Linked DNA regions of Homo sapiens: region 1 is linked to region 2. Evidence: chromatin contacts called from ENCODE Hi-C or POLR2A ChIA-PET data. All regions are on one chromosome and are shown on one strand. Each heading gives the region's core, a stretch centred on a gene start or an enhancer-like site at or near the end of the contact. The rest is flanking DNA. Distances are from core to core; before and after follow the strand shown. Region 1 holds the start of STOX2 (storkhead box 2). Region 2 overlaps STOX2 (storkhead box 2).

Region 1 (4,302 bases), core at 302-2,801, 110 kb before region 2:
ATTACCTTATGGTCCTTTACACCAGCGGCCCCCAACCTTTTTCACACTGGGGACCAGTTTCGTGGAAGACAGTTGTTCCTTGGACTGGGGTGGGGGTAGGGTTGGAGAGCAGAAGGTTTTGGGATGATTTGAGTGCATTACATTTACTGTGCACTTTATTTCTTTTATTATTACATTGTAATATATAATGAAATAAATATACACTCACCATAATGTGGAATCAGTGGGAGCCCTGAGCTTGTTTTCCTGCAACTAGAGAGTCCCATCTGGAGGTGATGGGAGACAGTGATAGATCATCAGGCATTAGATTCTCATAAGGAGCACGCAACCCAGATCCCTCCAAGCATGGTTCACAATAGGGTTCGTGCTCCTGTGAGAATCTAATGCAGCCACTGATCTGACAGGAGGCTGAACTCAGGAGGTAATGCCAGTAAGCAATGGAGAGCTGTTGTAAATACAGATGAAGCTTCACCACCCACCTCCTGCTGTGCTGCCTGGTTGCTAATGGGCCGAGGACTAGAAGCTGCACGGGGTCCGTAAATATCTGTGGGGTAGGTAAATATCCAAGCAGTCCATGGCCTGGGAATTGGGGATCCCTGCTTTATACAGCTAGCTTTCTATAACTTCTAAAGCTGTAATCTTTCTGTTCTTAGCAGTTCTCTTACAGGAAAGAAGACATTGAACTAAAAGTGCCTTCTATAACTTCTAAAGCTGTAATCTTTCTGTTCTTAGCAGTTCTCTTACAGGAAAGAAGACATTGAACTAGAAGTGCCTTTCCCAATTAAAAATAAAAACCACAGAACATTAGTGAATTGGTTGACAGTAATACATTTTGATTATGTAAATATAAATTCCATAGGCTACTTAGTGATTATTTATTTATTTACCCTGGGTATCCCAAGAGGTAGTACAGTGGCCACAGGTTATAGAGGGCGGTCTTGAGATCTGAATGAGGAGAGCTCTAATTCTAGATTTTATAATGCCTGTGGCTTAACGCCATCCTGCTCTGCCTGGTTCTTCAAGATAGTTGCTACCCCCCTCAAATAATTCAAGCCTTGGAATAGCACAGATTGTGTTAGAACTTCCTGAATCCTAACCAGCTAGAATCCACTGGCTTGTTTTTGCGATATCAGCCTGTTAGAAGCATATCCCTATAAAGATTTAATATCCCTGTCTCTGCATCTTGGCACCTGTGAATATGAAACAACAGCATAAATATGATTTTGAACGTTGCATTGTCACAGATGAAAAAATGCACCAACATGTCAAATGCAGCGCTGAAAAAGGAAATCGGGCTTATTTTTGTCGTTGTTTACTGTACCAAAGCATTTTTGAAAACCCAAATCGAGGAGATAACCGTTTTTGAATGAACGGCAGTGCAAAGCGTGGTCGGGGTTAGCAGCAACGTGGCTGGGCGCCTTTAACTCGGCGTGACCTCCGGGTCCCAGGCCCGCGTCCCGGGCCCAGCGCCCAGGCCCGGGCGGCGCATTGGCCCCTCCTCCCCTCGCGCGCCGCGCGCATTGTTGTCCTTTAGCGATTGGTTGTTGGACCAGAAACAGCTGTGCAGAGCCGTGCCATCTAAAGAGCTGTGGACCTGAATGCAGCGTAGCGGGCTGGCGGTGACTTACACCGGGACTCCAGAGGGAGAGAGGAAGCGCTGCAGGCCACTTGCATTGCGTCTTCCAGGCTGCGTGGACCCGGCGCCCCGGCGTGTGCGGTTGTGGGGGAGCTCGCCGTGGCCTCCCCTCCCTCTGGCTTTAGCTTCCTTTGGGGTTGGCGCAGGTGGGCCAGGCAGCGCACCGCAGATCTCCCCGTTCCCACGAAGGCTGGCTCGCTGTCTCTCTCCGAGCGGGAGGGACCATCCTAAAAATATGTAAATATCCAAGCGCTGGCTCCAGGCTGGGGCAGCTGCCAAGGTCCCCGCGCCGCCGCCGGGTGTTTTACATGAAAATGAGAAGCCTGATGGGAACCGCGTTCTAACTTAAGGCAGCCTGGTGATTAGCATGAGACTGGGCGGCTGTCCTGCTTCCTGCCCTTCAATAGCCGTTCCGCGCGCTCGCGCCGGAGCAGCGCTGCCGCCGCGCGGGGGTCGATCGCAGGCTCGGCGTCCTTGGCAGCCATGGCTCCGGCGCCGCCTCGGCCAGTAAGTAGGAGCATGCATGTGTAGGGGGCACATGCGTGTCGGCGCACCCACCCAGCCATCCACCCGCGCGCACGCACAGCGCCCGGAGCCTCGGCAAGGGGAAGATTGACGAGGCGCTGCAGTCGCGGGGACGACGCGGGCTCTTCCTGGATTCCGCAGGAGCCCGCCCGCCGCAGCTGCTGTCTGCAGAGCCTGCTCGGATCCTGTGCACACGCGCCCCCCGCTCGAGCCTCTGTGATGAAGACTGTCTCCCGGGGACTGCAGCGGAGGCAGAGCCAGCCAGCGCCGGGGACTGCGGGCCGTGCGGCTGATAGGCCCGCGGGGACACGACTCGGACACTGTCATCCCCACGCCTCGCGCTGAGCTGCCCGGCGCGGAGGGTCTGCCGCCGCCCCTCCGGCCTCCCGCACGCCCGATCCCGGGTCAGCCCCGGAGGCCTCGGCTGCCTCATTTGTTTGGGTCTTTTGTGCCGTGGCTCCCAGTTGGCCAAGCACTCCTGCGCTGAATCGGGCCATTGTCTGCGCTCCCATTGCCTTCACGCTGCAAGTCTCGGCGCCCCCACCCCGCCCGCCCCCTCCCCGCCTCCTCCCGGCCGGGGAGCCTCCTAACGTGCCTTTCCCCCCAGGAATCTGGAAGCTATAAGCCGGGCGGATTGCAAATGAAGTGTAATGCATTGTGGGACGTGTGTAAAATCGGAGCCTTCGCCGTGGGGGTGTGGGGGGGCGTGGGGAGGGCCGGACCCGCCGCTGGCGGTGTAGACGCCGACGAGGAGGGGCTGGGAAAATGTGCGCAGAGTCCGCCCGGGTCGTGCCCGCCGTAGACGGATGAAGGAGCGCGCTGCGCCCCGGCGCTGAGGCCCCGAGGATCGGGGCGGCAGGTCGCCCTCCCCACCATGAAGAAGACCCGGAGCACAACCTTGCGGCGAGCCTGGCCTAGCTCGGATTTCTCGGACCGGGCCTCGGACCGCATGAGGTCCCGCAGCGAGAAGGACTACCGCCTGCACAAGCGTTTCCCCGCGGCCTTCGCGCCCCAGGCTTCGCGGGGCTACATGACATCAGGTTGGTTGGTGACCGCGTTTCTGCCCCCGGGCCGGGGCCGCGGGACGTGCTCGGTACGCCGCGGCCCGGGTGCTTGGAGGAGAGGACGGGCAGTGATGGATGCGATAAGTTATGGGGAAAGCAGGAAAAAATTAGCTCCCATCCACCATTTTGTACCTCCCAAGATCCACAGCAGGCCCTCTCAATATGGGGTTGGAGAGCTATTAGTTAGGTAAAACGAGGGAGGGGGGACGAGCCGGGCGTTTTGGCTGCAGGGAGATAAATGACTGCAAGCCCCGGCGCTGCAGCCTCCTCGAGCTTTGTGGAGGATCCTGCGCCCAGGGTTGCCTGCAGTGCCAGGCTTGCTGGCTGCTGCATTGTGGCCGGTTATCTGAGTGGGTATTTCCAGCAGCCCCCTGTTCTCCAAAAGGAACAGGTTCCATGCGCAGCTCTGGATGGGCTGAGTCAGGGGAGAGTCCTGCAGACATCCCAGGCTGGTCTGATTTGCACGCAGAGAACTGTGTTGGAGCTTACTGAACGCGTTCTGTGGGGGTAATGGTGTGGATGCGGATTGAATGCTCACATGATTCTGTGTGGATTTAACATATGTTGCTTTGAATTAGGCTGTATGGAAAGAATGGAGGCTGTATCATGTGTTTGCATGTCAGACAGGAGGGACAAACAAAACGGTAAATGGAAAGGGAAGGCTTCAAAAAAGATTTCCGCTTAAAATGCAGTGCTGTGAAAAGCCTTCCTGAAGGAGCCAGTTCTTTTTTTGGAAATACAACGGAATGGCTTTGGTTTGATTTGGGAACCCAGGGATGAAATTCTTGAGGGAAATGCTGAAGGAGGAAAAGCCTGGAAACCTTCCGTTGCCTTCTCCTTACTTCTCCTTAACCACTTGGATGTAATGATGTGTAAGGCATCGGTTCTTATTTATTTTTCATTCAGAGAAAAATTTAGATTTTCTTCTAAGCACACTGTAATGGAAGAACCGAGATTTTATTTTAAACCACATACTGTACCAAATCACTCTGAGCCCTGTCTTAACTGGGAAGATCATTTTAAGCTTGTGGTTGGTACTTACAGTCTAGCTTTACTCTTTTTCTCCTAAAACAGCAA
Region 2 (4,151 bases), core at 1,465-3,964:
AACAAAAAACAAAAAACCAACTTTTAAATTTGAGGAATATTTTTACTGCTAACATTCTATCTCCTTTAACTTTTTCATCAGCACATCCGGAGCCCGCAGCTTGAATGTCACAGACTGTAATCATTATTGCAACAATAATGAAATACATTCTTTACCACAATTTACCACTATTACATATATTACATATTTACCACTATTAATATGTTGGCTGTGATTGAAGGTGGGCGAAGGGATCTTACAGTAGAGACAGACCCCAGCTCAGATCATGTATTGCAATATGTGTTTACGGTGCCTGGTATACAGCAGGCACATAATAAATGTTGAGCCCACCCCTTGAAAGCTGGTTTAAGAGTGAATCCTTTGGACCTTAAAATGTATTTTCCCATAGAAAATACGTCATTCGTAATACATGGATTCTGAAGCGAACCCACAGTCACTATTTATTTCATTATATGCTAGGTATACAATGAAATAATCCACATTTTCTACCTTATTAGTGTACAGATTCTTCCTTGATGCTTACTTCTTCTTCACAGTCACCCTAGGAGTAGGTACATCCCATCATAACTCTCTATATTTTAGAGATGAGGAAGTCAGATACTGTAAAAAGTTACTTTAGTGATTAAGAACAAAACCAAAGGAATGTGTCTTGAAATCTTTGGGGTTTTGCATCTTTCCTGACCCTCCTCTTCCTCCACCTGCTCCATGCCTCAGTGGTAGCTCTGGCAAAGCCACTGGTGAGTTTTCCTGGGGGAGACGTCATGTAGGCAAGTCTCACACTTTCCCTTTTAGTGATGACATTTTGGAGTGTCTTTTAGGTATGCTCAGATTTACCATAAGCATAATGAAAAACTTGACTTCTCCCTATAAATGGATTACCTTTCTGGAGGTACCCTCGACATTCAAGAAAGTCCGAGGGTTTGTTTGTTTGTTTGTTTGTTTTTTTGGTTGTCAGTGAACAAACTGCCTTTTAAACAATTAACTCTTGGCTTCTTGGTGAGAAGCAAACTCAAAGCCACAAGGAGTTAGGCTTAAATAACCTGTTGGAAAGGGCTGTCAGAGTACAGGATTCAAAGATGCTATCAGCCGAGGATGGGAATGAAAGAGAGGAGAGGATGTCTTCGCTGTAGTAGTTTGACTTGTTAACTAGCTCTAGCAGGCTTAAGTCAGTTGTGGGGACCAACTCTCAGAGACTATTTCCTAAATGTTGACTCTGCCTCATGCAGTGGATGTTTTGAGAATGCTTCTGGCTTCCTCAATCTCTGTAGCTGATACATTTCTTGTAGCCACATTGAGGCCCTGGCACAGGAAAGCTACTCAGTTCTTCTCAATCTGGCCCAGTCATCTTATTTCTGCCATTGCCCTATACATTTGAAATCTTAAATGTTCTAAATATCTTAAAGCAATGAAATAGATTCAAGTGTTTCTAACTTAGAAAAAGTAAAAGAGAGAGCAAAATAATACAGCTTTTAAATCACCTGTATTCTATACGAATTATTTTAAAAAGAAAATACTTCACGTATAATCCCAGCATTTTGGGAGGCCAAGGCGGGCGGATTGCTTGCACTCAGGAGTTCGAGACCAGCCTGGGCAGCATGGGGAAACCCAGTCTCTACTAAAAACACGAAAATTAGCCGGGTGTGGTGGCACATGTCTGTGGTCCCAGCTACTCGGGAGACTGAGGTAGGAGGATTGCTTCAGCCTGGGAGGCAGAGGTTGCAGTGAGCTGAGATCACACCACTGCACTCCAGCCTGGGGGACAGAGCAAGACCTTGACTCCAAAAACAAAACAAAACAAAACAAAAACAAAAACAAAAAATCCAAACAAAAACAATCCTGCCGAAGTGGGGCAGAAATGAGTGGAAACTTAACAAATGAATGGGAAAAAAAAATCGAAGTTCCTTTATCGAAAATATAATGTATTTTAACTAAAGTGTTAAATTTTGAAACAGTGGAATAAAACGTTTAAAGTGAATTTTATTCCCATCTTTGCGGCAAATGCCCAGGGTCCCCCAAAAAAGGGCATGCTCAAGTCCCCCACAGTCGAAATCTGCTAATCCAGAATGAAAATGGAATCATTAGGATAAAATTATCGAGTGTGTTCAGGAGCGGCTATGCCAGTGAATTTCCAGCCTGAAATGAAATCATGACTTAGGTGTATTTATGAGTATCTGTTTTAAAAACCACTGTGATAGCTAGCTATCACCTCAAATTTTGAAGTCGTTTCGTTGAGTGTGAAAAAAAGGAGAAGACATTTCAAAGTGCATTTAGCTATTTAAAAACCCTTTATTCACTGAGTGTGCTGCTGATTATTACATGTCTGTGGAAGCTTCTGGAGCCAGTGGTGGAGAGGCAGATGTGAATAATCAGTCGAGATGTATATTGATATGACATTATGAACCAACAGAGGAAATCCATTAACGACATCATTTGCTCTTCCTCTGGGGCTCAATTTATAATTATTTATGTTCCAAACAAAACAAAACAAACCCTTTTTGCTCTTTTAGTACTCGGGAGAGCCTGGCTTCCAACACATCAAGCATTGTTGAAAGTAACCGTCGTCAGAACCCCGCTTTGAGCCCGGCCCATGGTGGAGCTGGTCCAGCCTTCAACTTCCGAGCGAGCGCGGAGCCCCCGACAAATGAAGCTGAGAAGCTACAGAAACCTTCCAACTGCTTGCAAGCTTCTGTTACTAGCGTGTGATTGTCCTTCTGCCTCAGATCTTCTGTCTCATTCGATACAGCAAAGTTTACGACACTGGGACTGATGTTTACATCTTTGGAAAGACAAGCATCTCAACCACAGTTTTTGTGTTTACTTAAACTGTGCTGCTAAGTAGGGCTAGGGCAAAAAAACAAAAAATCTTTATTTCAGAGTATTGCTTTTCACATTTATGGCTCTGTAGCAACTGAGTAACAGTAGGGGTGATATGTATACTTTTGCTTCACTAATTGTATCTGAGCACACATAGGAAAGTCTAGACACTGTAAGTGTAATACGCATTTTCAATGTCATGCAGTTGCCAATTCCATTTTAAAATGCCACAGATGCGTGTTGCTCCCAGTCTGTGGTTAAACGGTGCCACAGAACTGATCCTTGACACTTCCAAAAAAAAAAAAACAAAACAAAACAAAAAAAATTTAAAAAAAAAAAACAAAAAACAAAACTAAGCTACCACGAAATGTCAAATGCAAGGGTCCACCTTGAGGGAAATAGATGCCAAACTAACTAGAAGGGACCCCGGCCCTTTGTGTGTGAATTGTTTATGCACCAGTCATTTTTCACTGTGAGTTTTCGTGACACTATTTTGCAGGAGCCCATGGAAGTGTGTGAGAAGGGGTCGCAATGGAGATCACTGGGAGTGAATGTTTTCAGGGTTTTGTTTTGAAGTGTCACAGATGCTTGTCTGATTTTTTTAACCTTCCGTGATCACAAACAGGAATATAGGCCTTTGAATCTGAAGTGGACAAAGGAAAGCAATTTCCAGTCTGGCTGGGGCACAGCATTAGGTGATTGAAAAGGTGATGTGGACTTGTAAAAGGTGTTACTCAAATATTGAAGGAAGAGAATTTCCTCCTTGTGATACTTAGGATGACCCTATCTTACTCTAATAGATACAATAATTAGTTTGTTTAAAAGCAAAATGTTCTTTGTGATACAAATGAAGAGTAGGGCCTGAGGATGTTATTCTTTCTAATGGAAGGACATAAATCTATTTTATGTAGTTTTAAATAGAATGCCTAAATTAGGCTGTGGGAGATAATTTTTAGTGGTTGTAGGAAAGAGCAAATTTAGGGAGTGTTGAACTTCAGGCCTTTTATTCCTGGGAAGATATGTATAGAGAAAACTTTTAAAATAATTTTTGATTAGAAATATACATGTGCCCATGTAATAAACAACAGAATGTGCTCATTCTGCTAGTGCGGTATAATCCGAATTTGTACTCCCCTAAAATTTATCAGAATAACAATTATGCATACATGAACTATGCCAGAGTAATGTTTACAGATACTTTGTAACCAATTTCAGGAGGCGTTTTTAGCTGGATGTGTAGTTAATTAGACCAACTTATTTCCAAATGGTTTGTTAACATTTTGCTTTGGTTTACAATGTCATGTTGAACACAAAGAAGACCCAGCAGCAAAGGGATG

Evidence for each region. A loop is a pair of places that touch in the nucleus more often than their neighbours do. ChIA-PET counts read pairs that join two places held with the same protein, here RNA polymerase II (POLR2A). Pooled maps may share reads with other maps.
Region 1: a map of IMR-90 shows a loop between it and region 2 (2.7-fold over the local background). The contact joins the promoter of STOX2 here to the enhancer-like site in region 2. A Hi-C loop is called at or near these places in 2 of 168 maps with a recorded cell type or tissue (IMR-90 and heart right ventricle) and 2 of 50 pooled maps. POLR2A ChIA-PET finds 5 or more read pairs at or near these places in 2 of 52 experiments (AG04450 and SK-N-SH).

The regions. Positions count from the first base shown.
Region 1 is chr4:183,903,756-183,908,057 of GRCh38, forward strand. It overlaps STOX2 (storkhead box 2), which reads left to right and starts at 1,552. Exons shown (of 4, transcript NM_020225.3): 1 at 1,552-3,201. The coding sequence starts at 3,036. RefSeq lists enhancers at 1,095-1,804, 1,805-2,512.
Region 2 is chr4:184,014,582-184,018,732 of GRCh38, forward strand. STOX2 (storkhead box 2) reads left to right here. Exons shown (of 4, transcript NM_020225.3): 4 at 2,508-4,151. The coding sequence ends at 2,703. Among named protein-coding and RNA genes, the nearest start is that of STOX2, 110 kb to the left of the region's middle. RefSeq lists an enhancer at 2,607-3,106. Within about 2 kb of position 2,715, at least 4 of the 41 ENCODE cell types and tissues checked have a DNase peak (open chromatin) inside an H3K27ac peak, as active enhancers do; they include IMR-90, where a contact is called at or near this core.